6 separate regions of the Mus musculus genome follow, and regions 1, 3, 4, 5 and 6 are each linked to region 2. A link is a loop called in an ENCODE intact Hi-C map of the cell type or tissue named here. Cell type or tissue: heart. All regions are shown on one strand. Links, peaks and the distances in the headings refer to the core of each region. The heading gives the core; the rest is flanking DNA.

The links. Peaks named below come from ENCODE experiments on the same cell type or tissue, not always from the same donor. Only the 100,000 strongest peaks of a DNase experiment are listed, where the experiment ranks them.
Region 1: a loop joins it to region 2, with 2.8 times the contacts of the local background. A loop is called at or near these places in 13 of 42 quality-filtered maps.
Region 3: a loop joins it to region 2, with 7 times the contacts of the local background. A loop is called at or near these places in 33 of 42 quality-filtered maps.
Region 4: a loop joins it to region 2, with 4 times the contacts of the local background. A loop is called at or near these places in 7 of 42 quality-filtered maps.
Region 5: it touches region 2 in a loop (4-fold over the local background); 26 of 42 quality-filtered maps call a loop at or near these places.
Region 6: a loop joins it to region 2, with 4 times the contacts of the local background. A loop is called at or near these places in 4 of 42 quality-filtered maps.

Annotation. Positions count from the first base shown.
Region 1 is chr1:180,326,878-180,331,691 of GRCm38, reverse strand. It overlaps Itpkb (inositol 1,4,5-trisphosphate 3-kinase B), which reads right to left and starts at 1,216. Exons shown (of 8, transcript NM_001081175.1): 1 at 913-1,216. It also overlaps the pseudogene Gm5069. In heart, for the core only: CTCF peaks have their summits at 1,162 and 2,564; DNase peaks (open chromatin) are centred at 1,191 and 2,171; H3K4me3 peaks cover 1,939 bases; H3K27ac peaks cover 2,158 bases.
Region 2 is chr1:180,266,368-180,271,181 of GRCm38, reverse strand. No RefSeq gene overlaps it. Among named protein-coding and RNA genes, the nearest start is that of Gm31728, 12 kb to the right of the region's middle. In heart, for the core only: a CTCF peak has its summit at 2,400 (motif pointing left); a DNase peak (open chromatin) is centred at 2,401; H3K27ac peaks cover 518 bases; H3K27me3 peaks cover 1,521 bases.
Region 3 is chr1:180,404,925-180,409,738 of GRCm38, reverse strand. The region is part of intron 2 of Itpkb (inositol 1,4,5-trisphosphate 3-kinase B); the gene reads right to left. It overlaps Gm39712 (a long non-coding RNA gene), which reads left to right and starts at 1,326. Exons shown (of 5, transcript XR_003948302.1): 1 at 1,326-4,754. In heart, for the core only: CTCF peaks have their summits at 2,220 and 2,425 (motif pointing right); DNase peaks (open chromatin) are centred at 728, 2,188, 2,448, 3,928 and 3 weaker places; H3K4me3 peaks cover 420 bases; H3K27ac peaks cover 2,884 bases.
Region 4 is chr1:180,481,726-180,486,539 of GRCm38, reverse strand. Stum (mechanosensory transduction mediator) reads left to right here and starts at 3,036. Exons shown (of 4, transcript NM_001081227.2): 1 at 3,036-3,412. The coding sequence starts at 3,211. In heart, for the core only: a CTCF peak has its summit at 2,303 (motif pointing right); a DNase peak (open chromatin) is centred at 2,349; H3K4me3 peaks cover 2,167 bases; H3K27me3 peaks cover 4,000 bases.
Region 5 is chr1:180,426,508-180,431,321 of GRCm38, reverse strand. No RefSeq gene overlaps it. Among named protein-coding and RNA genes, the nearest start is that of Gm39712, 21 kb to the right of the region's middle. In heart, for the core only: a CTCF peak has its summit at 2,762 (motif pointing right); DNase peaks (open chromatin) are centred at 2,231, 2,761 and 3,411; H3K27me3 peaks cover 548 bases.
Region 6 is chr1:180,385,341-180,390,154 of GRCm38, reverse strand. The region is part of intron 2 of Itpkb (inositol 1,4,5-trisphosphate 3-kinase B); the gene reads right to left. Among named protein-coding and RNA genes, the nearest start is that of Gm39712, 21 kb to the left of the region's middle. In heart, for the core only: a CTCF peak has its summit at 2,415; DNase peaks (open chromatin) are centred at 1,454, 2,524 and 3,154; H3K4me3 peaks cover 1,672 bases; H3K27ac peaks cover 2,799 bases.

The sequences.
Region 1 (4,814 bases), core at 380-4,379, 61 kb before region 2:
CATCAGAGGCCAAGTCACAGGGAACCTGACCCGGACCTGCCTTCCCCAAACCGCTGCTGGAGCCGAGACCTGGAAGGGGACTTGTGTGCCCACCGTTTTCTTTCTGATCCTGGTCTGGGGCTATGCCTCTCGGCCTATGAAAGGCCGGGAAGAGCGCGGGGGTGGGTGGGGGTGGGGCAGTCCAGGCACTTTTCAGCACTAGCCTTGATGTCTGTCTGTCTCCAAACAAGTGTGTTTTGTGAATGTGGGCACGCGTGCGCGCCAGGGAGCAAACTCTGCAGTATCCAGCACTGGAATCAATCCTGGTGGCTCCCTACTGTCCCCTCAGACCCTGCAGCGAGTGTGTGTGTGTGTGTGTGTGTGTGTGTGTGTGTGTGTGTGTTTGGGAGAGGGGATGCATGTCCGCAGCTACTCAGCCCTGCGCGCATCCTGTTAGCGAGGACCCAGCTGCCCCCTCCGGGACCCACACCCCTCGGAGGAACTCTGGGCTTGCTTGCACAGTTGCAGCCCGGAGGCCTTCTAATTGTGCAGGCCTGAGAATTTGCAGCCCTTCGGGGTCCCGCAAGCTAAGCCCCGGAGCAGCGCGGCCGGCCGAGGGCAGGGCCTCGCGCATCCCGGGCAGCCTCGCCTGGCGCCAGGGGAGCCGCCGGGCAAGCCGAGCCCCAGACGCCCGCAGCGCGCCGGGGAGGTGGTGGCGGCGCAGCGGCCCGGAAGGCGATGGGAAAGTCGAATCGCCTCCTCTGCCCCCAAGGCCACGCCACGCTACCGTCCCAAATCAGCCTCCCTTCTCCGTCGTTCTAGCCCTCACCTCCGTGCTGTGCTCGGACCCCGGAACACCCAGAGGAACCCCAGCACAGATGGAGCGGAAAGAGGGTTCAGAGACGAGGGCCAGGAAGGAGCCGCCACGCTTACCTGCAATTGCTCAGACTTCCAGGTCCCGTGCAGGCGACATGCCCCGGGGACTCCGGGCTCGTACAGACCAAGTGGCTTAAAGTTTTTTTAAAAAAATAAAAAAGCTCCCAAAGGGTTTCCGCAACAACTTATGGAAGACGGAAAAAGTGGGGTGCAACGAAGCTGAATGTACCGGCGCAGGGACTAGGCGATCCCGGAGGGGACACCGCCAGGCCGACCCTGCGTTGCTCTGTGCTTGGTTGGAGACACTACCGCTGTCAGCGTCTGCTCCCTGCTACTTCAGTGTTTGTTCAATGTAAGATTTAAAAAAAAAAAAAAAAGTTGGGGGTTGAGGGAGGAGGCAGAGAGGCGGGGGCTTGGGGGAGGAAAGCAGGAAGGAAGTTGTGAGCCTGTCTGGGGTTGAACTCAGCGGAACAAGTTTTTCTTTTCTTCTTTTTTTTTTTTTTTTCTATTGCTTGGCAAACCGAGGGAGGGAAACACTTAAAAAAAAAGTTTCCATTGTTAGCTAACAAAAAAAAAAAAAAAAAAAAAAAAGACTTTAACTTCTGCGGGTTAAAGATATACGATTTATTTTCCATCCCTCGACCAAGGTTTGCTGGTGTCTAGTTTTATGAAGCTACGTTTGAAAACTGTTTTTAATAAAATTTTGAGTGTGCTAAACAAAGCTGCTGGGGGGGGGATTTTTCTAGCATCGAAAGAGGGGTAATATTCTGCCTAAGCAGAGGGTGTACTTGTACTACAATAGGCAACTTTTTACAAGGTATATTGCATATATTGCAGGGCATTTCCTTGCACAGTTTTAGGTTTTAATGCACCATGGTAGAATTTTGGAAGACTGGTTGGACTGTGAGCTGCTGAGTGTCTTGTAGGCTAGATGTGTGAAGGAGCTCTGCATTAAGCAGTTATCTATAAACGCACACAGAGGCTGTGCTGTTCGCGTATTTTTGCACTCAACTCTCAAAAAGTTATTTTAAGAAAAAGCATAGTCCTGGGGCTGAGGCCCGATCAATGTCTTCAACCACTTGCTCAGTCTCCTGTGAATTTACTCCTGCGTTTTCAAGGGTTCTACTCTACCCTCAAATAAAGGGGGGGGGGCACCAGGCAACACTGGAGGGCGGGGGACACTCCCTGCCCCCATACACACACACTTAAGCCCCACCCGGCACTGCAAGCCTGTTTTGCATAATTCCCTAAATCTTAAACTCTAGCGTTTAGTGGAAACAGGGAACACAGCTGCGAGGTTTAGGAGATTTAAGAATCCTAAGCTTGTATCCGCCCATATATCCTGATTAGCCAAACCTCGGATGGAAAACCTGACCGCCTGTAGCAAGCAGACAGCTTACTTGTTTATGTAACAATACCGTTGAAGTGAGCAAAGCAACCTGCAGCTTGGTCAGGAAAAGACTCAAGCAAATTTGAAACCAAGAGCCCTTCCAGCCAAGAATTCCTGGAATCGGACAAGTCCTTTCTGGTTTTGTTTTGTTTTGTTTTTGTTTTATTTTTTATTTTTTTTAACATACCCTGGAAGGCTTGAATCTGGTTTCCCTCTCACCCTCAATGGGGCTGAATAAAGATGCCTGTCCTGTGTGTGTTCTAGTATTACCGTGAGACAAAGAAGCCACCTCTATCTAGACTCCCTCCTTTGGTCCCTAGTGGCAAGAAGAGGAGTTACTCAAGCTATGAAGTCTAATCTGAGAGGTGATAAATGCCTCAGTAGAAGCAACTGAAGAGCCTAGCAAAGCTCCCACAAATCTCTACCTTGCCGGCCCCTGAGAAGCTGTTCCTAGTTGCTATTGTCTCTTGTAGGTGAGTCAGTCAACCTTCCCTAGTGAGAAATGAAGGCTGCTGGAACATGCCCTTAGTCTCTGAGTAATCCTTGGCCAGTCAGCTGCTGTCAGACAGGACATGGAGATGGAACTTCTGGCTTGGATGTAAGGGAGACAAGACGATAGTCCTAACCATGACACTGAGAGGGTTTGGCAGGGTTTAAGTCCCCAGATTGGAAGTCAGCACAGCAGGCTTTATATCCTACCATAGAATCTAGCTGGCTCCCACAACGTAAAGCAAAAGTTAACACTTCGACGTAGTGTTTGCTATTTCCAGACACTGGTTTAGGCACATTTTGAATATGTATACAGGACTAAGGACATAGTATGGGTAACAGAATGCCTTCCTAACATGCACCATGCCCTGTGATTGGTCCTCAGCACCGCACAAGCCAGGCTTGTTGGCCTAGTGACACGAACCTGTAATCCAGCACTGTAGTGGTGGAGGCAGGAGGATGAGAAGTTCAAAGTCACTATTAGCTACATCAAGAGTTTGAAAGCATCTTAGGCTATCTGAGATCCTGTCTCAGCAATCCCTCCTTACCTCTAACACACGCACACACACACACACACACACACACACACACACACACACACAAGAGAAAAACAATTTGCATATTGTCAACCTTATAACAACACTGTCAGGTAGGCGTTGTTACAGGCTTCATTTACACTAGAAATTAAAATTCAAAGAGGCAGCTCTCTGCTCCTCCCTGTTCCAGAGACAGTGCATCTTCTTGTGCAGTGCCAGCCTCGTCCCGTAGACAAAATGGTGAAGGCCGGTGTGAACGGATTTGGCCATATTGGGCGCCTGGTCACGAGGGTTGCCATCTGCTCTCTACATGGCAAAGTGGAGATTGTTGCCATCAACGACCCCTTCATTGACCTCGACTACATGGTCTACATGTTCCAGTATGACTCCACCCACAGTAAATTCAACGGCACAGTCAAGGCTGAAAATGGGAAGCTTGTCATCAACGGGAAGCCCATCACCATCTTCCAGGAGCGAGACTGCCCTCCCCCCAACATCAAATGGGATGAGGCCAGTGCTGAGTATGTCGTGGAGTCTACTGGTGTCTTCACCACCATGGAGAAGGCGGGGGCCCACTTGAAGGGTGGAGCCAAAAGGGTCATCATCTCCGTCCGTTCTGCCGATGCTCCCATGTTTGTGATGGGTGTGAACCACGAGAAATATGACAACTCACTCAAGATTGTCAGCAATGCATCCTGCACCACCAATTGCTTAGCCCCCCTGGCCAAGGTCATCCATGACAACTTTGGCATTGTAGAAGGGCTCATGACCACAGTCCATGCCATCACTGCCACCCAGAAGACTGTGGATGGCCCCTCTGGAAAGCTGTGGCGTGATGGTCGTGGGGCTACCCAGAACATCATCCCTGCATCCACTGGTGCTGCCAAGGCTGTGGGCAAAGTCATCCCAGAGCTGAACGGGAAGCTCACTGGCATGGCCTTCCGTGTTCCTAACCCCAATGTGTCCATCGTGGATCTGACATGCCGCCTGGAGAAACCTGCCAAGTATGATGACATCAAGAAGGTGGTGAAGCAGGCATCTGAGGGCCCACAGAAGGGCATCCTGGGCTACACTGAGGACCAGGTTGCCTCCTGTGACTTCAACAGCAACTCCCACTCTTCCACCTTCGATGCCGGGGCTGGCATTGCTCTCAATGACAACTTTGTCAAGCTCATTTCCTGGTATGACAATGAATATGGCTACAGCAACAGGGTGGTGGACCTCATGGCCTACATGGCCTCCAAGGAGTAAGAAACCCTGGATAACCCACCCGAGCAAGGACACTGAGAGCAAGAGAGAGGCCTTCAGTTGGTGAGGAGTCCCTATCCCAACTTGGCCCCAACATTGAGCATCTCCCTCACAATTTCCACCCCAGACCCTCATAGTAACAGGATGAGCCTAGGGAGCCCTTCCTACTCTCTTGAATACCATCAATAAAGTTCGCTGCACCCACCTCTCCTTGGTTTTAATGCGGTGTTGGGGAAGGGAGGGCATATGGGGAGGTAAAGAAGGCTCCAAAAAAGAAAAAAAAATCCAAAGAGGCG
Region 2 (4,814 bases), core at 543-4,542:
TAAGTTTCTGGGCTAATATCCACTTATCAGTGAGTGCATATCTAGTGACTTCTTTTGTGATTGGGTTACCTCACTAAGAATGATATCCTCCAGATATATCCATTTGCCCAAGAATTTCATAAATTCATTGTTTTTAGTAGCTGAGTAGTACTCCATTATGTAAATGTACCACATTTTCTGTATCCATTCCTCTGTTGAGGGACATATGGGTTCTTTCCAGCTTCTGGATATTATAAATAAGGCTGCTATGAACATAGTGGAGCATGTGTTCTTATTACCAGTTGGAACATCTTCTGGGTATATGCGCAGGAGAGGTTTTGCTGGATCTTCTGGTAGTACTATGTCCAATTTTCTGAGGAACCGCCAGACTGACTTCCAGAGTGGTGGTACAAGCTTGCAATCCCACCAACAATGGAGGAGTGTTCCTCTTTCTCCACACCCTCGCCAGCATCTGCTGTCACCTGAATTTTTTTATCTTAGCCATTCTGACTGGTATGAGGTGGAATCTCAGGGTTGTTTTGATTTGCATTTCCCTGATGATTAAGTATGTTGAACATTTTTTCAGGTGCTTCTTAGCCATTCAGTATTCCTCAGTTGAGAATTCTTTGTTTAGCTCTGTACCCCATTTTAATGGGGTTATTTGAATTTCTGGAGTCCAGCTTCTTGAGCTCTTTGTATATATTGGATATCAGTCCCCTATCAGATTTAGGATTGGTAAAAATCCTTTCCCAATCTGTTGGTGGCCTTTTTGTCTTATTGACAGTGTCTTTTGCCTTACAGAAGCTTTGCAATTTTATGAGGTCCCATTTGTCAATTCGTGATCTTACAGCACAAGCCATTGCTGTTCTGTTTAGGAATTTTCCCCCTGTGCCCATATCTTCAAGGCTTTCCCCCACTTTCTCCTCTATTAATTTCAGTGTCTCTGGTTTTGAGCTTTGTACAAGGAGATAAGAATGGATCAATTCGCATTCTTCTACATGATAACCACCAGTTGTGCCAGCACCATTTGTTGAAAATGCTGTCTTTTTTCAACTGGATGGTTTAGCTCCCTTGTCAAAGATCAAGTGACCATAGGTGTGTCGATTCATTTCTGGGTCTTCAATTCTATTCCATTGATCTACCTGTGTGTCGCTGTATCAGTACCATGCAGTTTTTATCACAATTGCTCTGTAGTACAGCTTGAGGTCAGGCATGGTGATTCCACCAGAGGTTCTTTTATTGTTGAGAATAGTTTTTGCTATCCTAGTTTATTATTATTATTATTATTATTATTATTATTATTATTATTATTCCAGATGAATTTGCAAATTGCCCTTTCTAACTCAGTGAAGAATTGAGTTGGAATTTTGATGGGGATTGCATTGAATCTGTAGATTACTTTTGGCAAGATAGTAATTTTTACTATATTAGTCCTGCCAATCCATGAGTATGGGAGATCTTTCCATCTTCTGAGATATTCTTCAGTTTCTTTCTTCAGAGACTCGAAGTTCTTATCATACCGATCTTTCATTCACTTCCTTAGTTAGAGTCACACCAAGGTATTTTATATTATTTGTGACTATAATGGCCTGCTTCTTTAAAAGGGAGTTTTTGGTGTCTGAACCCCTGTGTAGCCATGGGCACCAGCGTTGGGAGATAGTGAGCCCTTACTGGAAAGCAAGGGGTAAATGAGGAGAGATCTTGGGTTATTGGGATACTGGGAGGTGCCCCATCTCTGGGACTCAGGATTGCACAAGAGAATGAAGACTCTGTCGCCTCGCTACCATATTAAAACTGAAATGGTTCCAGAGGACAAAGTCTGATGGAAACTTTCTCAGCTTGCAGTTTGTCTGTTACCTGAGCACCAGATAAAATGTTCAGGGGCAGGCAGATTCTGGGGCCACACCCTGGACCTCCTAAGAAGGGGAAACTATTTCCTTGGGGGTGGTGTTCTTCAGCTGTCAGTCCTTAGGAGGCTCACAGGATCCAAATATGTGAGGCAGGTTACACTGGAGAGACAGGAAAAGGGGTGCCCAGGGCCTCCCACACAGAGCTTGGCTTTCCAGAAAGTACCACAGAGAATGCACCTAGACAACAGCACACTCTTCTCTTAGTCTGAAATTGTGTTTTGTTTTTTAAAAAACTCAACAATGTAAGGAAAAAGCTGTATTTCCCTGCCCCAGCTCTTAGCTGTTAAGTCCTGCAAGGTGACCTCTCAGTCCCTTAGCCAGCCTCCCACACCCACAAGGAATCTGATTTCCTGAGGATGGCATCCCAGATCCTTGGGGGAGGTGGGGGGAATGTCCCCTTCGTTGCTCATTTGAATGGTCAAGACCTAAAGAGAACCCAAATAGCAGCAAACTCAGCTAAACAGGAAAGGGGCGCCTCCCAGTGTTGAGATAGAGAGATCGAACCAAAGGGTGCTGGCGCCCTCTAGTGGCAAAGAAACTGCTTTCTCGTCTGCCCAAGGATAGACAGGCTGTCTCTCAAGGGTTCAGGACCGCCATCCTTCCAGGATTAGAAGGAGAAAAATGTATGCCAACAGGGCATTATTAACTTTGGTGGTTTTAGGATGCATCGCTACTGTGTGAGATAATGTGTATGTTTCCCCAAGAATCACTTTCCAGCGTCACAGACTCGGGGCCCTTCATTATTTGTCAGAGAGGTTAAGACCTCTAGACTCACCTAACATACGACCTGTAGACATACTGTGAGATCCGTGTTACCGAGGTTCTCAAGGCTGTATTCTCTGGGGAACTCACACAGCTTTAGGATAGCTCTTCTGGGGAAGTAAAGACCAGATCCCTCACAGGCCAAAGAATTTGTGTGAACCACCCACACACTCCTGTGCAGAGCTCATACACCTGCCTGTTGGCTAAGCTGTCCTCCTCACAGCTGAGGATGCCAACCCTGTTAGCTTAAATCAGAGAGAACTCATACTCCCATGGCATACACGCTGGGGAGGGAACTGCAAAAATGAATGGCCAAGTACCTGTTTACTTTGAAAGGGACTCCAGGGTCCTAATTAAAGCTTAAGGAGCGAAGACCACACCTCCTACTCATTAAGATGGCTTTTGGAAAGAAAACTGAAAGCTGCTGCGGGTGGAGGAAGCCAGTATGGCTGCTCAGGTTGCGTAAGGTGCGGCTATTCCATTTCCTAGGACGTAACTACAAGAGCTAAAAGCTGGGTCTCAGATATTTGTTCATGCACACCAGTGTCAATTACAATAGCTAAGACATGGCAGACTCAACTGTCCACCAGTGGGTGAGCAGGGTAGTGTAGCCACCCAATGGGAGACTATTCAACTTAAAAAAACAATAAAGCTCCAATCCATGCTACATGTAGCAGCCCTGAATACAATATGCTAATTAAATGACCCAGACACAAATATATCAGGGCTCAATATGAGTATAATCACTAAAATCACGTAGAGAGAGGTATGGTGGTTGCCAGTGTCTGAAGGAAAGCGGGGGGGGGGGGGGCGAGGGGGGAGGCTTCAAATAGCTCCTTACTCAGTTTTACTTTCCAGAATTTCAATTACCCCAAAGTCAACTATAGCCCACAAGGAAAACAAATCACGCAGAAAATGCCAGAAATAAATTTATGTTTCAAATGATTCTGAGTAGCATGACAAAATCTTCTACTGTCCCACCCTGCACAGGCGAGACATCCCCTCCCTTTCACCAGTATATTCACGCTGCATGTACAAATATATACTGCTTAGCAGCCTTCTCGGCTCCACTGGCACAGTACTTCAGTGTTTGTGCTCCAGGATGCATAGTTGACTTGCCGATGACGTCAAAGCACAACAGTAGCGATAGAAAGAAGGCACCAATGTGCAAACAGGCAAGGACAGACTAGCTCTGATACCGTGGGCCAATGCTGTGCAGCACACAGGAAGAGAGAGAGGTGTGTGCATGGTTCAGTACTGTCCATGGTTCACGGATAGCCACATGATGCTGTATCACCCATGGGTGCTGGCAATTGAACCTGTGTCCTCTGGAAGAGCAGTGAGAGTGCGTAACCATCGAGCCATCTCTCCAACCTCAGGGACAGGGAATTTAAGGAATTCTCTGGACTTTCTGCTCAATTATTCTGTCCTAAAATCTTCAACACTTTAAAAAGTTCTAGAAGTGGGTAGAGGTAATCGTGTCACACCATGAATGTTCTTACAGCCACGGAGACTGCCTAAGAGTGGATAAACGGTGATAAATCTTATTTTGTCTGTGTTTTGCTATAATTAAAAGGATAAATAGAATAGTCAGGTGTGATGGTGCATACCTGAAATCTAAGCAATTGAGAAGTAGGAGGGGATGGAGGAAGAGAAGGAGGAGGAGAAGTAGGTGGACAAGGAGAAGGAGGAGGAGGAAGAGAGAGAGAGGGAGGAGGGAGAGAGAGGGGGAGGACTGTGAGAAGAGGAGAAGGAGGATAGGGGGAGGAGGAGAAGGAAGAGGAAGAGGGAGGGAAGGGAGGCAGGCAATAAAGTCAATGAAGTATGGGAAGGAGGAGTGCTGTTTAGAGTGGAATCATAAATAAACAAACAGGAGAAAAATGAGTCAGAATTGGATTGTAATTTAGGGACCAGACACAGTTGCACATTCAGAAATACCATAAATGAAGTTACAGGAATATTTCTTTTAATATATTTTAAAGCAGTTTATGTTAGCAAAGTATCATTTGAATTTTTTTTTTAAAATAAAAGCACAGCTGAGAGAATGATTTCCAGGCAGAGTCAGAAGACGTGAGCAGGCATGAGGAAAGAAAACCAAAGGCTAAGAAACGTGTCAGGACTTTAGCTCTGGAAGGAACATCCTGGTACCCTGGAGGGGCAAAC
Region 3 (4,814 bases), core at 317-4,316, 140 kb before region 2:
ACTTAAACAAAGAGGAAGGAGTCATGGCTTGTGTCTTCTGCAAAGTGGTTGGAAGAGGAATGACAGGATCAGGGATGAGAGGAGGCAGGGTGTGGGGACAAGGGCCTCTTTCCTACTTTCACAGTGCAGTAGTTATCAGCAAGGGCCTGGCACAAAATGGAATTGAAGGGCCCCTTGTTTCAAATGTGGTAGGAATGTCCAGGCAGGGAGGGTAGCCTAGTATGACCTTTCCAAGGCCAAGCAGGTATGGCCTCTGCTGCAAGGTTCACCATGGCTGTCAAGAGCCTCTGGCTTCAGGCTTGACACAACATGGGTTACCGCAGGACAGATCTCCTGGAGAGAGCCACTGCAGTCCCTGGTGGATCCTTGACTGCCAGCCTGCCCTCCTTCCAGCACCTGCTTGATGGAGCCTCTGCAGGTTCAGGACTCACCACCCCATGAGTGAACAATGGAAGAAATATGCTGTCTCCTGAGGCCAAATATCTAAACACTCCCTAGATCCTACAGCAACAGACTGATGGAGCTTAGAGCCACCAAGCTTTGGGGTGAGAAGGAGCCACTGTTCTTCCAGGTCTCACTGCGGTTAAACCGGGTCCTATAACTGGGTCCCCTGAGGGCCTGTGGAATCCCCGGTGATACAGACCAACCTCCCACCACGTGCTCTGCTCCGCACATGGCCAAGTTCAGGCGAGCCATAAATACTCACTTTGTCTTGACTTCTGATTCTTTTTGTTTGTTTTAGTTTCCCTCCAGACAGAGTGCTGGCGATAATCCACCAGGCATTTCCAAAGGGCCAGAGGGCAAGTGGGGTGGCCATGAGCTGAGCCAGCGTGTGATTGGTTATTTATGAAGCACCACCTCCAGGGCCACCGTGCTAGGTCCTGACCACATAGTGGGAGCCCCAGGAGCCCAGGGGCTTCACCTGCTTCTGTCTACACCAGTGGCTCTCAACCTTCCTCATATGACCTTTTAATACAGTTCCTCATGCGGTGGCGATCCCCAACCATACAATTATTTTTTTGTTGCTGCTTCATAACTCTAACTTTGCTGTTATGAATTATAACGTAAATGTCTGATATGCAGGATGGTCTTAGGTGACCCCTGCAAAAAGGTCTTTCAACTCCTTCCAAGGGGGTTGAGACCCACAGGTTGAGAACCATTGGTCCAGCCACTCTATGAAAGCAGATTCCCAAATGGCTGACATCACCTAGAGAGGGGTGGGGGCACATATTTTGTGGGCCAACAAAATCAACTCCACGAAGAGGCTAGACTCTGGGAAAGTCCCTTTCCGCCAGACCCGTTCCTCCAACTTACTACTTTCCTTCCAGCACTCTCTCTTATTTCAATGATTTGATAACTCTGCTTTTATTTTTAGATAGTTTTAAAGAAAAAAAACCCCCTCTCTCCTGCTCCCCCCTTTCTAGGGTAAGAGTGATGAGGGGGAAGTAACTGTGAAATATCACTGTCCTTCGACGATCCTAAAAGCCTGTCAGGCTAATGCTGGACTGAGCATGCGCGAGGTTCGTGTGCCCGCACAGGGAAATCTCAGGCAAATCAGAGGTTCAGTGTCTGTGGCGTTGCTAGGTATGGTGCTGTCGTCAATGGAGCCTCACAGCGCTGACATACTTATTTCCATTTTGTTCAGAGGCATTAGTGTTGCTCCAAGTTGCACGGCTTCCAGCTCTCTGCCATTTAATTCTGAAGATTTTGTTTCAGCCAACAGGATGCCCAGGGCCCCTCTCGTCTCTCCCTTAGCTATAAAACAGCCTCACATAGACAGCGAACACTTTGTCACTTTGTCACAAGACTGACCTTTCAGATGGGGGAGGCCTGAAGAGACCTGCCCTCCCCTCCCTCTGAGTCCCAGGCTTTTCCCAGAAGGTCCTGGCTGACACACACTTGGGGAAGGCACACTGGACAAAAAGTGGACAGGAAAGGGCTCACTCTGGGTTAGACCTTCTGCTCCCTCTTGCAAAAGTCGGACAAAGTCATTGCGTTCACCATGTTTGGGAAAAAAATGCCTTCTTCTTAGCTTCTTTTTCTTTTGGTCTTTCCATAAAAGCAGCTAGGGTTTCCCTAGTGATCGGTGCCCGCCCTCTCTGGGGAAAAGCCTGGTGCTTCTCCCAGGCCTTGTGGCCAACTTTGTTCATTGTGCTCTTCTGGCAGAGGCCCCGGGAGGGCGGTGTGGTGCAGGCCCAGGCAGGTAGGGCACTCAATGCCCCTTCCTGGAGCCTGCTTAGAAACCGTGCCTGCCACAAAGGTCAGCGTGTTGCGCTCCGAGAGGACAGAAGGCCTGAGAAAGAAAGTCCCACCATTGGTAAGGCCGGTAGCTACACCTAAAAGCAAGGCTGTACTCGAGACTGACCACCTCCTCCTTTAACAAGCAAGACTTTCAAACCTGTCGAAGAAACCTCTTTTGTTTTGCCCCGCCTTCCCACCCAGCCCTTGCTTTGTGCCCACCAGGGGGCAGCCTGGAGCCGTTTTTTAAAGAATCGCCTGAGCAGGGTGGGATTAGGAAGAGAGCTGAGGCACACACAGGTGAGTCCAGGAAGGCTGAGCGCGCCTTATGCGAAATATCTGGGGCCAGAAATGCTTTAGACTTTTTTCCAGGTCTTAGAGTGTGTGCACACACACCATGTTGTAGCTTTTAAAGACTGGACCCAAGTCTACACGTGAAACTCCTTGTTTCAATCCACCCGGCATCCACATAGCCCCAAGGTGATCTTACAGAGCATTTTTAGTGTCCCTGTGGTTTGGCTGTTTGTGACCCATCAGGAGAAGAAGTTAGGCGTCTAGGTCAATGTTATTGTTGGGAGAGGGATACTCTGTATCTCCTTCAGAATCTGTTGCCGGCCTGGAACAGGAGATCCAGGATGGTTGTTCTTCATCAGGACCAACCCCTGATTGCTCAGGCATGGAAGGCATCGCCTTGCTGAGGGGGTAGCTGTCTGTCACCATTCTCCTAAGCAGCACCTTTTGGGCAGACAGAAAGCCTTTTTTTGTGTGGCTCCCCAGAAGGTCCGGCCTGCCTAGCTGCCTTTTTTTTTTTTTCTGTTGTAACTTAAGGCTCAGTTGCTACACCAAAGGCTGTATCCAGACTGTTCCCCGGGATGCTCCACAAACCGCTCTTCCTCTTATCAGCCAGAACCCTGGAGAAAGGCCCTGGACACAGCTGGCAAGGACAGGCCTGCCGCCGTGGAGTGCCACCGTGGCTCCCTAAACACCCACAGAGAAAGAGGGTCCCAGCATAGCCTCGGGGCCACTGTGGATACTCCCCTCCCCCACTCACTTCACACCCCACTCTCTGTGTGCCTGAGACCCTGCAGGACATGCCATCTTCCTGTCCCTCATCTGTCTATCTCCCTTATCCAAAACACTCGTGACTGGAAAGGTCTGGGGTCTGGGCTACTTTCTTCTCTTTCCCTCTTGCTCTGGGACTTTGGATGTTTTCACGGACAGCCATCGCATGTAGCTGGGACTCTAGGGACCACAGCAAAGAAAGATCTTGCACTAGAGACCTTGCTTCAGGTAATTCTTCTCCCCCAAGCCTGACTTTCCTGAGCTGCTGCCAAAGGGGACTGCCATCCCTGCAAACCAGTCTTTGTTTTTACTGCCCGAGAGCTGAGGTGCCCTTCATGTTCCTGGGTTTCCCTGCCAGGTGGCCCAGCAATCGCTGTCTCTGATGTGAAGGTCACCGCTTGGCTTCTCTCCTCCTTCCAGAACTAAAAATGACAGCAGTGAAGAGGAGGAGGAGGAAGAGGAGGAGGAGGAGGAGGAGGAGGAGGAGGAGGAGGAGGTGGCAGATGGGGAAATGCCTGACCACACAGAGCCCATGCCTGCACCAGGAGCTGGCCCGCCTCAGCCTCCCTCCAACTCACAAGGCTGAGAGGGAGGTAACAATAGTCGGAAGCTGGGAGTGGCCACCAGGAAGAGCCGAGGGGGGTGGGGTGGGCCTCTCCTGGACACTTCCTCATGGAAAAAGGCAGAGAACAGGGGACATTTAGCTTTGTCTGGGAAAGAGAGCCAGGCACTGCGGCTGTCCCACAACCCTCCCCAGGCCCCCTCCCTCCCTGTCTCCCCAGAGATTTTATTTTTACTTTGGTAAATGCAAAAAAACAAGGTTGAGTTTCTGGTAGATGGAAATTTACTGAGGGCCCTCTCTGGGCAGCAGACAATCGGCCCAGCACTCAGTCTTAGGGATTATCTCTCAGACAAGATGGGTGAGGGGGCCACTCCCAACACACTGCCTAAGGAGAACTTTACAGAGTTAGGGGCCAGAGTGCTCAGTTCCTCCTCCTCCGCCTGAGGGACTGCAGGGTAGGTAGGGCAGAGCCCCAGCACATGGAAACAGTGGTAACCAGCTTGTGTACTAAGGACTTTGGACAGGTAGATGCAGTGCTAAGCATTTGATAGGTACAGTGAATGTATGCTAACTTGTCATGGAGGTGCTCTCATGATCCCATTTTACAGATGTGAACACTGAGACACACAGAGATTAGACAATTTGCCGAAGGTGCTAGAGATGGTAAGGAGAAAGCCTGTTGAGAGTCCCAGGTCTGCATCATTCAGCTAGGCTATCTCCTTTGTCATTTGTAACATGTGACTTTATAGCCAGATGAACTTGAGCTCGGCTCCTGTTAGTCCTGCCTGAAGGTCCTGGGCAGGATACCAAACCTCTCTGAGCTTCAGTTTTCTCCATCCTTGTGACATGGAAATACCACTCGGCCAACACCACCAGCTGACGATGACAACAGGTTGTTCTCAAAGTTAAATCCAACTTTGCTTGGGCGAGGCTTGCTACAGTCAGAAACACT
Region 4 (4,814 bases), core at 481-4,480, 220 kb before region 2:
GCAGGAGAAGGATGGCAGACACTTCCATGGGCAGGGCCTGGCTAGATGAGCTGTTTTCTCCCCCTGCCAAACAAATTGACTCATTGTTCAGGTTTTCAGTGGTAATTACAGAGACCCTCACACTTAATCACCACCAGGTCTAATCAAGAGAGTTGGTCTCAAGGATGCTTGAGCATTGATTACAGCTTAATAGATTTATTAGGAGCTAAGTGGGCCAGCAAGTAATTGGCTGAGTGAGGCTAGCTTGTTATAGAAAAGGAACAGAAGCTAAAAGCTGGAGGGAAAAAAAATGGGTCAGGGTGTGGCAAGGTGAGACTCCAAGGAGAGTGGGAAGAGGACGACGGGCACGCAGAGTGAAGTGAGCTCGTGGAGCTGTGTGGGCCCTGGGGTAATCAATTACCAGCTAAACGGGGTAACAAGCTGCTTCGTGATCCTCCCGCCATGCCTTCCCTCAGTCACGATGGATGGCGGGTTAGTTTTTTCTTAAACTGTAAGTCAAAATGTGACCTTCGTGCCAGAGTTGCTTTATGTCAGGCGTTTGATCACAGCCAACGGAAAAGAGAGCAATGTGCGCTCAAACACAGCAGCTCCGTTCTGTCTGCTCGTTCTGCCCAATTAGCATCTGGAAGCTGTCTCTCCCATTCTCTGGGCTGGTAGGTCAAGAAGAGTCCTCATCTCACCTCAGTTCCTGTGGGCACGTGACCTGATCCTCACTAGCCGTCCTCCTCACTTGGCTAAGAGGTCTTCTCAGCTGATATAGTCATACTGTTGGTTTTAAAGCCTGGGCTCTCATTCTTCCATTAAGAGGAGGGCTGCTCTGTATTTAAGTCTGGGTGGGTCGCTGGTTGAATGCCTAAGGGAGAAATGCAGAAGGATACTGTGTAACTTTTGGAGAAGTGGCGGTGATACTCATTATGGTTCTGCAGTCTCTACTCTCAGGATGACTCCTCTCAGCAAGTTCTCACTTAGAAACTGGCGGCCATATTTTAATGTAAAAACCTCCAGGTCACGTGGACAATGGAGGTAGCATGAAGGACTACCCCTGGCCAACCAGCTTTCAAACTCTCTCCCTGATGCCACTGACCAGAGAATATTTTTAGAAGTGGATCTTGTGGTCCTCACTGTTCCAGCCACCAGCCATTTGAGTTTCCCAGCTGCAGATCTGCAGACAATGGAGGGAGAAATGCCGCCTCTCTTATGTTCTCACCGTAGAGTATGATCATTCAAAACAACAAAACAAAAACATACAAACCAAAATCCGGCCATGTCAAGCTGATCAATTCGAGGGTCACTTGTTACATTGTAGGAATAAATAGAACACGTATGAGGCCCTATGTCCACTTAAAATGTCAGCGATTCCCAGACAATAAAGTCCTAATTCCTCTGCCCGCCCCCAGCACTAACCTGTTTCCTACCCACCTTAGCAGCTCCAGGCCCAGCTTTACTGCAGGTCTGGATTCCCCCTGCTATCATAGGCTCCCATGTGTTGGCACCCACAATGGCTCTGTCTGGGTGTCACAAAGATAGCCACAGGAAATTGGGGAAATAGAAATCTATTTCCCTCTCTGGGTTCATTTTCCTCAGAGACAAATAATGATAGAGGGAACCCAAAAGAGATCCAGGTATTCTGCGAATTCATAGAATGGAGGTTAGTTTCGGGATCTTTAGATGAAATGTCATTTATGCATATGGGTTTTGGAAAGAGATCACCTGCTCCACATTATCATGGACGATTATGCTTTAATTGCTCCATCTAGAAAACACAGTACTATGTAGTGCTTTGTACAGTTAAGGCAGGCATTGAATGTGGTTAAGAGTTTGGGATGCTGCCCAACAGAGGATGCTGTGATAAACATTTAAAATAAAACATACCTACAAGTAGTTTCTGTTGGCCATTAAATCTTGACCTGCATCACTTTCTGGGAGGGGCTTTAGTGACTGATAACTCCCCTACAGTTGGATGCATGGGAAGGTCCCAGTCCCAGAACCTTCGAACCTTCAGCATATCCCAGCCAATTTGTCACTGGCTCTGCGGTACTATCATTGTAATGACTACAATCCTGCAGGCTACCTTGTAGACTTAAAATATTTATCTATTTAGAAGTGTAGTCTTGCTCAAGTTGGTCTTGAATTTGATAGGAAGAGAGCCTCCTACCTACACCTCTCAAGGATGGGATTGCAGCCATGAAGCACGTGCCCCGCTAGAGGAGGTCATTTTCATCGGAGTAGATGAAGGGTCTTATTGAAAAGACTGAATTAGGCTCTTGGTTTGGACTCTTGCCAAGTCTATTCGCTTATTCCCACCGGTGCATCGTTAACACCAGGGGGCGCTGTGGGCGCACCGCATCTTCACCAGGTAGTCATAACTGGCCCAGATGTCCCGCAGCAGCACACTGGTCAGGGCATGGTTCCCACTACCAGCTCCGTGGCTCCCTCAAGCAAGCATTCCTTTCCATTTTCGTTTCTATGTGTGTGAACTTATACGTGAGACAGTGTGTGTGTGTGTGTGTGTGTGTGTGTGTGTGTGTGTGTGGGCGCGTGAAGGGAACATCTCTTGCAGACATGCATGGGTTTATAAAGCTGTAAGCTATATTTCTCGCTTCCAGTCCTATCAGCATCTGTGACTCGAAACACGTTGCTTTTTCTCCGTGACTCGAAATGCAAAGTGTTTCTAGGTTTCAGGCTTCAAGCGTCCCTAGCCCCCACCTCCCTAGCATTAAATGCACACTCCAGAAGAGAGATTCAACCTTGAGGCTTTTCCAACTGAATCAGCCTAGTGCACGCCCAGCTCTCCAGGACCTTGAGTGAGGTTCTCAGTTCACCTGTGCTAGGAGGGTGAGGCACATCCATCCCTCTGGGTACCTAGACCACCAGCATCCTTGCGCTCTCCTTGCGCTTTCTTCCCTTGCTGGGGTCTCCATTGCTGGTGAACCAAGGGCTTTGCAGAGAGGTGTGGAGGGGGCGGGGAAGGGGCCCGGAGGGGAGGGGCGAGGGAGCGCTGTCACAGAGTGTCACGCTGCCCCTCCCGCCCTCCGCCCGGAGTGGGGGCGTGGAGCGCGGGAGGGCGGGCTTCTCCGCCAGCCTCGCAGCACCCGGAGCGCACTGGCCTCCTGAGAAGGGCGCATAGCGCGCTGCCAGGAGCCCGCAGCCGGCCGCCGTCTGCCCTGGTGCCCCGGGCGGCTGCAGGGTTCCTGGAGAGCGCGTCCAGCCATGGAGCCTTTGCACAAAGACGCCGAGACCGCGGCGGCGGCGGCGGCTGTGGCAGCGGCAGATCCCCGGGGGGCATCGTCGTCCAGCGGGGTGGTCGTGCAGGTTCGCGAGAAGAAGGGGCCCCTGCGCGCCGCCATCCCCTACATGCCCTTCCCGGTGGCTGTCATCTGTCTCTTCCTCAACACTTTCGTGCCGGGATTGGGTAAGAAGTGTGTGTGTGGGCGACCCTTGTGACCCCTTTAACCCCTGCGGTCCCTGCGACCTGGGCTGCCTGATGGAGACCAGGCAGGGCAGAGGTAGGCACTGGCTGAGACCCGTGGATGTGTCCACCAGCTTCAGGCTGTGCTCCCACGGTTGGTATCTAGCAGGTGGCTGAAGCCTGTGGCGTGGGCATCCTAGAGAAGAGGTACCACGCTGGGGGGGTCTCCGACCCACAAGCGAGGTGGCCAGGCAGAGAAGAGCTATGAAATTGACAGAGAATCTTGGAGTCCCAAGCAGGGACCCGACGGCTCACTGGCTCCAGGCTAGGCTACTGTCCAGAAGAGTGGAATCTTGGCCCTTCTTCCCCATCAAGTGCGTCTGTGATCCCTTTACTTCGGGAGGAGAGGAGGCCGAACAGGAAGAACTCAGGGCTGTGATGGGGTTGACCAGGCTCCAGGGAGTCTGGGAAGTCGGTTGAGCTGGGGGAAGGGAGACACACAGTTTCAGGAGACACACTGCATCAGGTCACGCTTTCACGCGGTGCAGAGCCTGTGGAGGTGGCAGTTCTTTAGCCAGAGTCTCTTTTCCTGGTGTCCGCTTTTCTGCCTGACACTTCGCAGTACACCGACGGAAAGGGGTGATTTTATTATTCCGTTTGCATGCATGTGTATTTAGACTGCATGTGACCAGAAGTGAGCCGGTAAGAAAGCGAAGAGTGAGCCTTGATAAGTCTGTATTAGGCTCTGGCTGTCTGGACACACCCCAAAGCCACTGCTGTCCCAAAATAGTGCCTAAGGGTGAATAAAGTTAAAGAATGAGAGCTTTCTTGATCGCCTCTCTCCAGCACCCATCTCTGCCTGCATGCCCTTCCCCCACTTCCAACTTGATCTCCTGCCACGGGTGGACCCTGCACACGAGACGGAGGCGCCCTCCTCGGCAGCGTGCAGGGCTGCAGAAGCAGGCATCCTATGCATTCTTCAGAGAGCCTGCTGCTGCCAGCCAGCTAGTTGCCTGCACATGGTTGCAAAGTTCCCAAAAGCAGAGGTCAACTAGAAGTGGCCTTTCCTTTCACTTTGGCCTTTCTCACGGCCTTGCTCCTGGAGGGCCCAGCGGGGACCTCATCTGTGGTGATTTTGAAGGCCACGCCCACTCAAACTGGACCTGTTGGTTTTGCCTGGACTCTTAAGTCCAGGAGGGATGCTGTGCTGCGGAGTCCCATCTGAGTAGAAAGTCAGAGCCTTTAATTGGGCTTATCCCCTGAGTGAGGTCTCTAGCAGCCTGCCTCACCGTCCAAGTCCTCAGGCAAACTCTAAACTACTGCAGGGTGGCAAGCTGCTGTTAATTTCCATGTGTCAGCAATGTCCACCCACTGGAGTAAAGAGAGAGCACCTGTCTGTCTCCCT
Region 5 (4,814 bases), core at 353-4,352, 160 kb before region 2:
GTGCCTGGGGGATAATTAGCCTCTGGGCTTCCCTGTACCCATGGAATATTCTAGAGCAGTGGCTCTCATATGGTGCCTCATGTTAGGGTGACTCTCAACCATAAAATTAATTTCATTGCTGGTTACTTCATAACTGTAATTTTGCTACTGTTATAAATAGTAATATAGGGCTGGTGAGATGGCTCAGCAGGTAAGAGCACCTGACTGCTCTTCCAAAGGTCCTGAGTTCAAATCCCAGCAACCACATGGTGGCTCACAACCATCCGTAATGAGATCTGACTCCCTCTTCTGGTGTGTCTACAGTGTACTTACATATAATAAATAAATACATCTTATAAAAAAAGGTTTTAAAAAAATAAATAGTAATATAAATATCTGATTTTTTTCTGGTGGTTTTAGGTGACCCCTGTGAAAGGGTCACTTGGCCCCCCCAAAGGGGTTGAGACCCACAGGTTGAAAATCACTCTCCTAGGGCATCTCAGGGTTCATGAGCATCAGGTGGGTAGAAAGAATACATCATCTCCTGTCATTGGTTCAGGAGCAGCTGGCTGAAAGACAGAGAGAGATGTGCCTGCAATTTTATCACCAGTGCTGGGGTGATCAGGGACCAGCACTTAGCTCCTCATATGCCAAGGGAAACGTCCAGCCTCTTCCTGTCTATCAGAACAACCCACAGCTCGTGTTAGCTTTCCCATAGCTGGGGGACTAGACCGTCTAATATAACTCAAAGGAAGAAGGATTTGTTTTTCAAATCGTTTCAGGGATTCTAATCTATGTTGGGGACCAGTGGTGAGAGTATTGTAAAGCAGAGAATTTCACATCATAGCAAGAAGGAAGAAGAACAGAGCAGCAATCAGGAGGGGCTGGGGCAAGACTACACCCCTAAGAGCACACACCCAGCGTGGAGGACAGAAGGGAGGACGGAGGACTCCACCTATCATCTATATACGTGCCTGGGGCCAGGTGTGCCCTCTCCTGTGCCTAGCCTTACACGCCCACAGCTTGGCCTTCCCTGTTATATAGAGAGGGAAATGAGAATGTGAGAACGGCCACACTGTGTGTTCTTCACAGTGCTGCTGAGCCAGCCAAGGTGATGGTGAGCCTGCTAGAACCTCAGCTGGGGCCACAGCCCAGCAAGCACTAGAGCTGAGCTGTCTCCAGCTATGGTGGTGTGACCCAGACCTGTAGACCTGGCTCATGGTGGTCATCTGTTCCCTAATGTGAAGCCAATGCAGGCGCTTGAAGTTACGGAATAAGAAACTGCCTGGGCGTGGCTGGAGAGATAGCTGGCTCTTGCAGTGATTATGCACGGCTGTGATCTAAGCTTACAGTACTCTTCCCCCCCCCCCCCAGAGTCATGCACGTGTTTACTTATGTTGTAGTAATAAGTGCTGAAAACAGGAAATAGGTTGGAAGTAACCTTATAAAACAGACATTTGCCATACATGGTAAAAGCAACATACAAATATTGTTTTCTGGGCCAACTGGGTCAGTTGGGGTTAGCTGGTGTCAGTTGGGTCTAAGCGCTGGAACCTGAGGTAACAGACATCCAAGCCTCTGCCTTGAGCCCTTAGGGAATGAGTAGAGAGGGCAGCAGCTGGGCCTTCGGTATTCTTTAAGATCCAAGCCTTTCAGCCAGTATCCAATCAGCCATTCCCACTGTGCTCTCCACAGATCAGGAGCTAAGATGCAGGTCGATTTATAGAGAGGGGTGGGTGTCTCAAACACACACTAGCTACTGACTTCTGGATGTGTCTCTTCATCTCCTACCAGCTGCATCCCTGAGCCAGGTAACTGGAATTACAAATGCCTGGCTGCTGAGTGACGCGAGACACACCTGTAAACTGCCCCTCCCCCTTTCTCCCTAAAATGGAAAATCTTTTACACCTAATGTAGAAGTGGGATTGGTTTTGAAGTGTTGGCTATTTAGCCGTGAGATTAACCACGAACCTGCAGGAGTAGAGGCTCAAAGGATTTTGTTTGAACCGGAAGGGAGGTGGGCAGGAAGGGGACACCTAGAAGATGATAAGTCAAACCTTAAGGAAGGGTGGCAGGGCTTTCTGGCTCCACAGGAGTGAGCGAGGCTGACCTGGCAAGCTTGGTTTCTCTGCACTCCATGGACCCCACGGCATCCAGACTGTTTCCTTAATTTCCCTCTAGCTTACGGCCTCGACCTCATTATAGAACTTGGCATCTCTCCACTGGTTAGCATCATTTCCTCCATGCAGAAGTGTCACCTCATGTCATTGCCGAGGAGCCCCCAGGGACACCTGTTTGTCACTGGGAGACACTCCACATTCCCCATTTGCTTCCGCTATTCCTTGCCCAGGCCTGAGATCCGGCTATGACCACATTGTGAGCTGCACATGGGTCCTCTGCACATGGGTCCTCGGCTCTGGCCACTTGGAGCTATTCCTTCCCTGTGTCTCTGTGCTGTGTGTCTGCTTCCTCCATCCTTCAACCCTCTGGATAATTCATATTCAGCTTCTAAACTCATTTTGGTGGCATTTCCTTTGCAAAGCCTTTCCTAAATGGCCTTTATGTTCCTGACTTGGGTGAGGCCTCTTTTTTGTCCTATGGGACCCCTTGTTTTTTCTGCATGGTGTCCTTTATACTGTACCGTATATTCCTGATATCTGTCCACCACCACCACTGTGCCTTAAATGTGGGCTCTGGTATTTACTAGAGCAAGATGTCATTTGTAAATTAAATGCATTCCCTGACTAGCCTCCTTGTCCTAGGGCCATCTTGCAATGCACCTTGATGTCCACAAGGGGGCAGGCTCCCTAATGGGGCCTCGCGGTTTCTAGTCTGTCTTGAATTCATGCCAGCATGTGTTCTCAGAAAGCATGACTAAAATTGGGCATTTTTTTTTTCTTCTCATTGAAATAGAGCAGGCCTGCTGCTGTCAAAAAAGCTATCACAGACCCCGTTTGTCCGTAATGTGCAGAAACTATTTTTAAAATCGTATGTGCTACTGTCCCGAAAAGCACAGAAGTCATGTGGGACTTTCTCCCCTGCCCCCACTTTAAATCCCACTTTGCTGATTCACAAGTTTGGAAAGTACAGAGAGGAAAGACTAGGTCAGATAATGACGCTGGTTGCAAACGTCTATCTTTGTGGCCTGAACTCTGTGACCTCTAAATGTCCCCAGGACCAAGTGTGCAGAGTAAGGAGACCACAAGGTAGGACCCCAATTCCTGGTGAATTTGTCTCTGTGAATTTTCTATTGGGGTCTATTAGGGGTTGTGGCTGTCACCTACGGTGTCACCTACGGGGTTTAATAAAAGCTCCCTTTGACCCTCCCCCATCTTCCGCACAGCGAGGAAACGCCTGGTCCCCGAGCTTGTCTGCTTCCCAGTCCCCACTTCTCTGTTGAATGTGTCATTTTATGCCTGTGCATGGTGTGCTAAATGCCAGGAGCTGGGCCACAGCTGTCACAGTGAAAACGAAATTGAAAAAAAAAATGCCACCCAGGCTGGTTCTTGGTGTTCCCGGGAACTGGATGTGTTTGCTGCATTTCTGTGGCAGGGTGTGTGATCCAGACTGTGAATGGCAAGCAGACGTGGTTCTGAACCCTCAGTCTGCGGAGAAAGGGGACTGGATGCCATGGATGCTAACACTCAGCTGCCTGGAGGGTCATCCCACGCCTAGAACAAACAGACCCTCGCTCCAGCAGTCTCGGGTCTCCAGCCCCACTTCCAGGCCTGCAGGAGAACAGGGACTACCAGGTACACTGACTCTGGGCCTTGATAGCTCTGTCCCTACATATCCCAGGCACCAGCATCCATGGGCTGTCCTAGGGATCCTGTGGCACAGCCTGGTACCAGAATACACGCCCTGGACTGTCCAGGGAAGCAGAAACAGGCAGAATCACAGGCAGGTCTCGAGTTTGGTCCAAAGCAAAGTTTGGTCTGTTGTTTCCTAGTTCTGTCGCGAAGAACTCGGGGATGGCAAGGTTCATCTCATAGAGTTGTTATGAGTATTAAACTACTTTACCTTTAATCACCTGACACTTAGCAACTCACAACCATCGGCCACTGCTACCTTCGAACAGGATTCGGCAGTTCTGTAAGGGGTTGAATGAGACCCTAGATGATATATAAAGTAGTGACATGGTGGTCTCTAATAAAGCTTTATTTATATGGTCTAATGTCTAAGAGGATGCTTGCTCTGGTGACTGCACAGCTGAAAGGTGGGAGAGGGGCAGAGAATACAGAGTCAGCTATGTAGTATGGGGAAGGAAGGAGAGAGATATTCTTTTTTGTTTTTTGTTTTTTTGGTTTTTCGAGACAGGGTTTCTCTGTGCAGCCCTGGCTGTCCTGGAACTCACTTTGTAGACCAGGCTGGCCTCGAACTCAGAAATCCACCTGCCTCTGCCTCCCGAGTGCTGGGATTAAAGGCGTGCGCCACCACACCCGGTGAGAGAGATATTCTTGTATAGGGTTCAGAAGGGCTGGTACAGGCAGGAGCCTCTTAAGGGAGTCTCGGATACCACCTCCGGACTTAGGGACCCTGTGTCCCTCATATGTATACAGCATTGCTGTGCAATGAGCACTCTACCTCAGAGGAGGTTCAGAGTTCCCTCTCAATTAATTAAAGAGTTTCTACAGTTGGCTGTTTCTAAGATTCACTGCCAGGCTGAGCCACCTCGTGCATTAGTGAAGACAGGACAACCAAGGAGCCTGTGCAGACATGGAGGGCACATAGTAGGGCTCATGGAGCTGGCAGACACTGAAATGTGCCCAAGTCACCAGGCTTCTCCTGCATTATCACTGATTCAGCGTGGTTCTGGCTCCTTTTTGCCACACAGA
Region 6 (4,814 bases), core at 361-4,360, 120 kb before region 2:
CTAATGCTACAACACACTTATACCACCAAAGGATGGTGACCATTAACATAGTGCTGTTCCATAGGTCACTTTCAGTCCTGTTCAAAGTAGGGAAACAACTTTGTGTTAAAGATGAGAGGCAATCTTGGCAAGCCTAAGTAATCTGTCCATGGAAGAAGCATGGTGTATGCTGACTCAGTGGGTTGAGATGAGAGGCAGAGGACTGTCACCTCCATATATATGTGTGTGTGTATATATGTACATTATGTATACATGTATATATGTATACATGTGTATATATATATATGCATACACACTATCACTTGCTATATCACTATGCAACATCTATGTTTTTTATATAATATCTTGTATGTGTGCATGTGTGTGTGTGTGTGTATGAATTCTTTTAAAAAGACAGATTTCTGGCTAACGGTAGAGTCTACATTTAGGTAGAAGTGTTGCACTCCAGAACATGCCCGCTGGTCACACTTGTCTAAATGTTAACCACAGTATGAAAAGTATTCAGTCGGAGAGGCTTTGCAAAAGAAGCAACAAGTGAGTGGTGTTTATTGACTAACCAGGCAGAGTGGCCTAGGGAAAGTCAAATAAAATTCCACGGAGGTGAGCGAGCAGGCACTTCTGAGGCAGCATCAAGAACACCATTCTACTCAGTGCATGGAGACACCGGGCTGCAGGCCTCTCACAGGGCGCTGCCTAGCTAGGGCAACTAAAGTGGGAGGGAGGTTGGAAATTGGTCTCCAGAGCACAGCTGAGCGTTCATTCTGGCTGTCCTTTCCTAGTCTCGTGTGACTTCAAGTCGACCTGTGTGTGTCCTTGTGGACTTCTATATCTGTAACATGAGCTTGGGACATTGACAATGAATAGGAAAAGTGTCTAGCAGTAAATGATACCAAAATGGTCATCGTTGTTATCATAACCAATCTTGGTCTGGGTAAGAAAGGTTGAATTCCGTACTTGGGCAGCAGGGGTTGGGGTATGGGTGGTAGGTAGTGGTGTGTGCTGGGGATATAACCCAAGGACTGAGGCATGCTGGGCAAACACTCTACCACTGAGCTGCACTACCGGGTCCAGCTCCATTTAAGTATGCTTTTGTTGTTATGTGGTAATATGCTTTTGAAACTGTTTCACTCTGCAGCCCAGACTCATCCAAAAGGTACTATGTAGCACAGGTTGGTGTAGATCCTCCTGCTTAGCCTCCCACGTGTTGGGTTTACAGGAGTGAGCCACCAACCTGGCCCCATTTGCCCTTTTGTAATCAAACAAACAAACAACAAACAAACAAACAAACAAAACAGAGCTGAGCTACAGCTTTGGTAAGGTTTGTTCACAGGAGACTCATTCTAAGCCACTCAGTTACCAGGAAGGTGGTTTCCTGTGTTTAGAGTGAGGCCACCCCAGAAGGGCTCACAGGTGTCAATCAACAACTCTGCTGGAGAAAAGGGGCAGGCAGCCAGGATGCAGGAAGGGGGCATCCCCAGGGCCAAGCCCTAGGCAAGCATTACTCTGAGGGTAAGTCTGCATGGGAAAGGCTGTCCTGGGAGTCCCTAGTCACTTTCTCTAGGGATTAGAGCTTTGGTTCCTTTCCAAAACAGCACTTACTGACTCTCAACATGTTCCTGTTGTTCGTTTTGATTGCAATCTTGCCATTTGTGAAAATTAAAACATACCTGGATGCTAAAGAAGACTATCTCCTAATGTGCCAGCCATCTCCTGGGTCCCCTCATCCCTTCGGTGCCTTTGATCTCTTTTAAGTCTGGTGTATTACACTCCTGGAATTTAGAGAGGAGCTAATCTTGTCTTACAGTGTCTTGAGTCTGACAACCCCCAAGCCAAATATGTCAGTTCTCAGCCTCCACGCAGAAAACAGACTGATTAACCACATGAAGGCAGACACCAGGGGTCTTTGAGATGCTGTGGATAGAATGGTTCCCGAGGAATATCTTTAACGTTCTAGTTCCCTTTTAACTGATGTTTGGGGGAGGGGGAGATAAGAGATGGACATTTTTCTCTATCAGGGTAACTCAAGGCTTTACTTAAAATTGCTTAGGAATGGTAATAAACACAAGCAATGCATGAGGAAAAACCTACCAAGGATGACTGCAAGGATTTTTATTTCGTTCTCTGAATTAACCCACAACAGATGTGAATGTTTCAAAAAAAAAAAAAAAAGTTAAATGTTACTGTTTTAAATCACATTTCACAGGCAAGAGCCAAGAAAGCGTCTGACTTTTGAAACCACTTTCACCAGTGTAGAAGGCGTCGTTCTCAGCTGGAGAGAAAAATCTGAGAGGAATCCAGAGAATGCCACGCAGGGGAGAAGACAGAAATGTCTCTGTAGTCTCTTACTGATGTCGGAGTCTAGGACCTGTTCACCGAGGCTAACAGCTCAAAGTCATCAGAGCCCTCAGGCCGCTAGGGACCGCTCCAGGGTGGCACATCCCATTCCTGATGGAGGGTGGGGCCTGCAGGCATAGGGTGTCCAGGACATGGCTCCACCCCGCCTTTCCATGACGTCAGGCTCCGGGGGAAGGGCCGAGTGCGTGAGAGGCGGGGCACTGCGCTAGGAAAGAAGGGCGGAGCTAAATAAGGGGTGGGCCGGAAGAAGGGAGGGCATTGCAGAGGAGGGAGGGGCGGAGCAGAGTTAGGGGAAGCCGGAGTTCTAAGACTCTGACAAAGCGCTAGTCTTCCTTCCTGAAACCAGTTTGCCTTCCTGAAAGGCAGCCCCGACTTTATAACTTAGTTTGGAGGGAGAGGTCGGAGGTAGGGAATGTCTGTGGCCACGAGTAGAGGGGACAGAAATTCGTCCCTTTTATGACCAGAAGAATTAATGCTAAACAATCAGGGAACTTTAAGGAAAAGGAGAGCAACGACTCCACAGAAGAGAGGAAGAGGAATAGAGAGTGCGCATGTTTCCCAGCAGGTACACAGAGGCAGACATCTGTGAAAGGAATTTGTTTAGAGTCGCGACTCAGTTTAGTTGAAGCAAAAGCAAAGTCAGAGAGAGGAACTGAACAGTTTCTGTTGTCCCAGACACAATTTAAAGCGAATTTGTCCACTGACGGACCTTCTCTGTCCACGTGCCTTAAAGCCTCTGGACACAGCAGAGCCTGTCCCTGGGGCCAAGCAAGGGAGAAAATTCAATGTGAATGCAAGACACCTCCATCCCGATCAGGGCGCTCAAGCCTTGTGAGAAAGGGTCCCCCAGATGAACAAGTGGTCAGCATTTGAGGCCAAGTCCCTGTCCCTGTGTTTGCCAGCTCCTTTAGAATCGCTGGAACCTCCACTTGAGCCGGGGGGGGGGGGGAGAGGGAAAACAGGGGGGGGGCGGGAGGGGTGGTGGTTGGGGGGTCAACCTGTATCACTTGTGTGGACATTTACCTTAACACCTTGCTCAGCTTGCCTCCTCTCACTATGTAAAATTCAGTGATACATCAGAAAACAGTACTTGGGGCACACAGCCCCCACACACTGCTGCAGCCCCCCCCCAACCTCTGTCTCTTTTCTGGGACCCACAGTCCCAGCTGACACGGCCCTCTGCCCTAAGGGATGGTACTTTATTACTGTGGATTAGTCAGCGAGTCTGTTCCTATAGACACTACCATCCTTCAAAAGGTGAAAAGAAAGGGAAGAGAAGGAATTAGTAATACACTGTGGGTATATATTCCATTCCTGTCGTTACTCAAGAGAGCTCCCACCTATTCCCTGAGCTAGGCCAGAGTTGGGAAGTCTTAAGAAACGGATACAACTACAGGCCAAATCTAGCTCAGGCTAGCTGACAGAATGCAACTGCTTATAGCATATAGAAAAACACCTTCATCAAGGTAAAATGTTTGATCCCAATATTAAATATAAGCTCTAAAAGAAAGATCAATTTACAGCTGGGCACTGGTGGCACACACTTTTAATCCCAGCACTGGGGAAGCAGAGGCAGGTGGAGCTCTGGATTCCAGGCCAGCCTGCTCTACAAAGGTAGTTCCAGGACAGCGAAGATATCCTGTCTGGAAAAATAAAAAACAAAAAACAAAACAAAAAAAGTTTACATATCTTTGCATGGTGTAGATTTGGGAGGTGGGCAGATGGGCTTTCTCCTTTTCCTTCTGCATCACGTACATGCCTGAGCACTGAGAAAGTAAGCAATACAGGTCCATCTTAGCATCCTGAAGAACATAATTTACAACTCTTGGGCAGTTGTCCTGTCTTCCCCTCCTAAATAAGTGTCTGCGAACAGGCTACGGTGGCACACACCTGTAATCTAAGCAGCCAGGAGACAGAAGCAGTGTGGTTGTAGCTCAAGGCTATCTACAGCTACAGAACAAGTTTGAGGCCAGGCTGCCCCATTGCCTTGAAGCCCTTTGGACACAGCAGAGCCTGTCCCTGGGAGCACAGGTGACTGTCTAAAAAACACACAAGCAAAGAAATAAATGTCTGTATTAAAAAATATTGACATCCATGTTAGGGCTCAACGTTGCATATAGAATGAATGATGTTGGTAAACAGCTGAAGATGGTGGGCTGAAAGCCATCTCAGCTTCCTTAAGGGCCCCAGGTAACTCCCATCTCCATGAGCAAGCACAGTCAAGGTTGGCAGTGGGGTGGTTCTTAGCCTTGGCCACACATCAGCGTCACTTGGGACTTATCGCCCGTGTCCCTCCCTCTCTTAGTTTCTGACCTAAGCAGTTTAGAATGCAGTATGGCACCGAGACTCATTAAAGCTTCCAAAGTTTTTCCAAAATGCAGCTCAGGCCAGATCCACCTGGCTTGTGTTTAATCAAAATGGTCCAAGAGGGCTACGAATGCATAAGTGTCAGTCAGCAA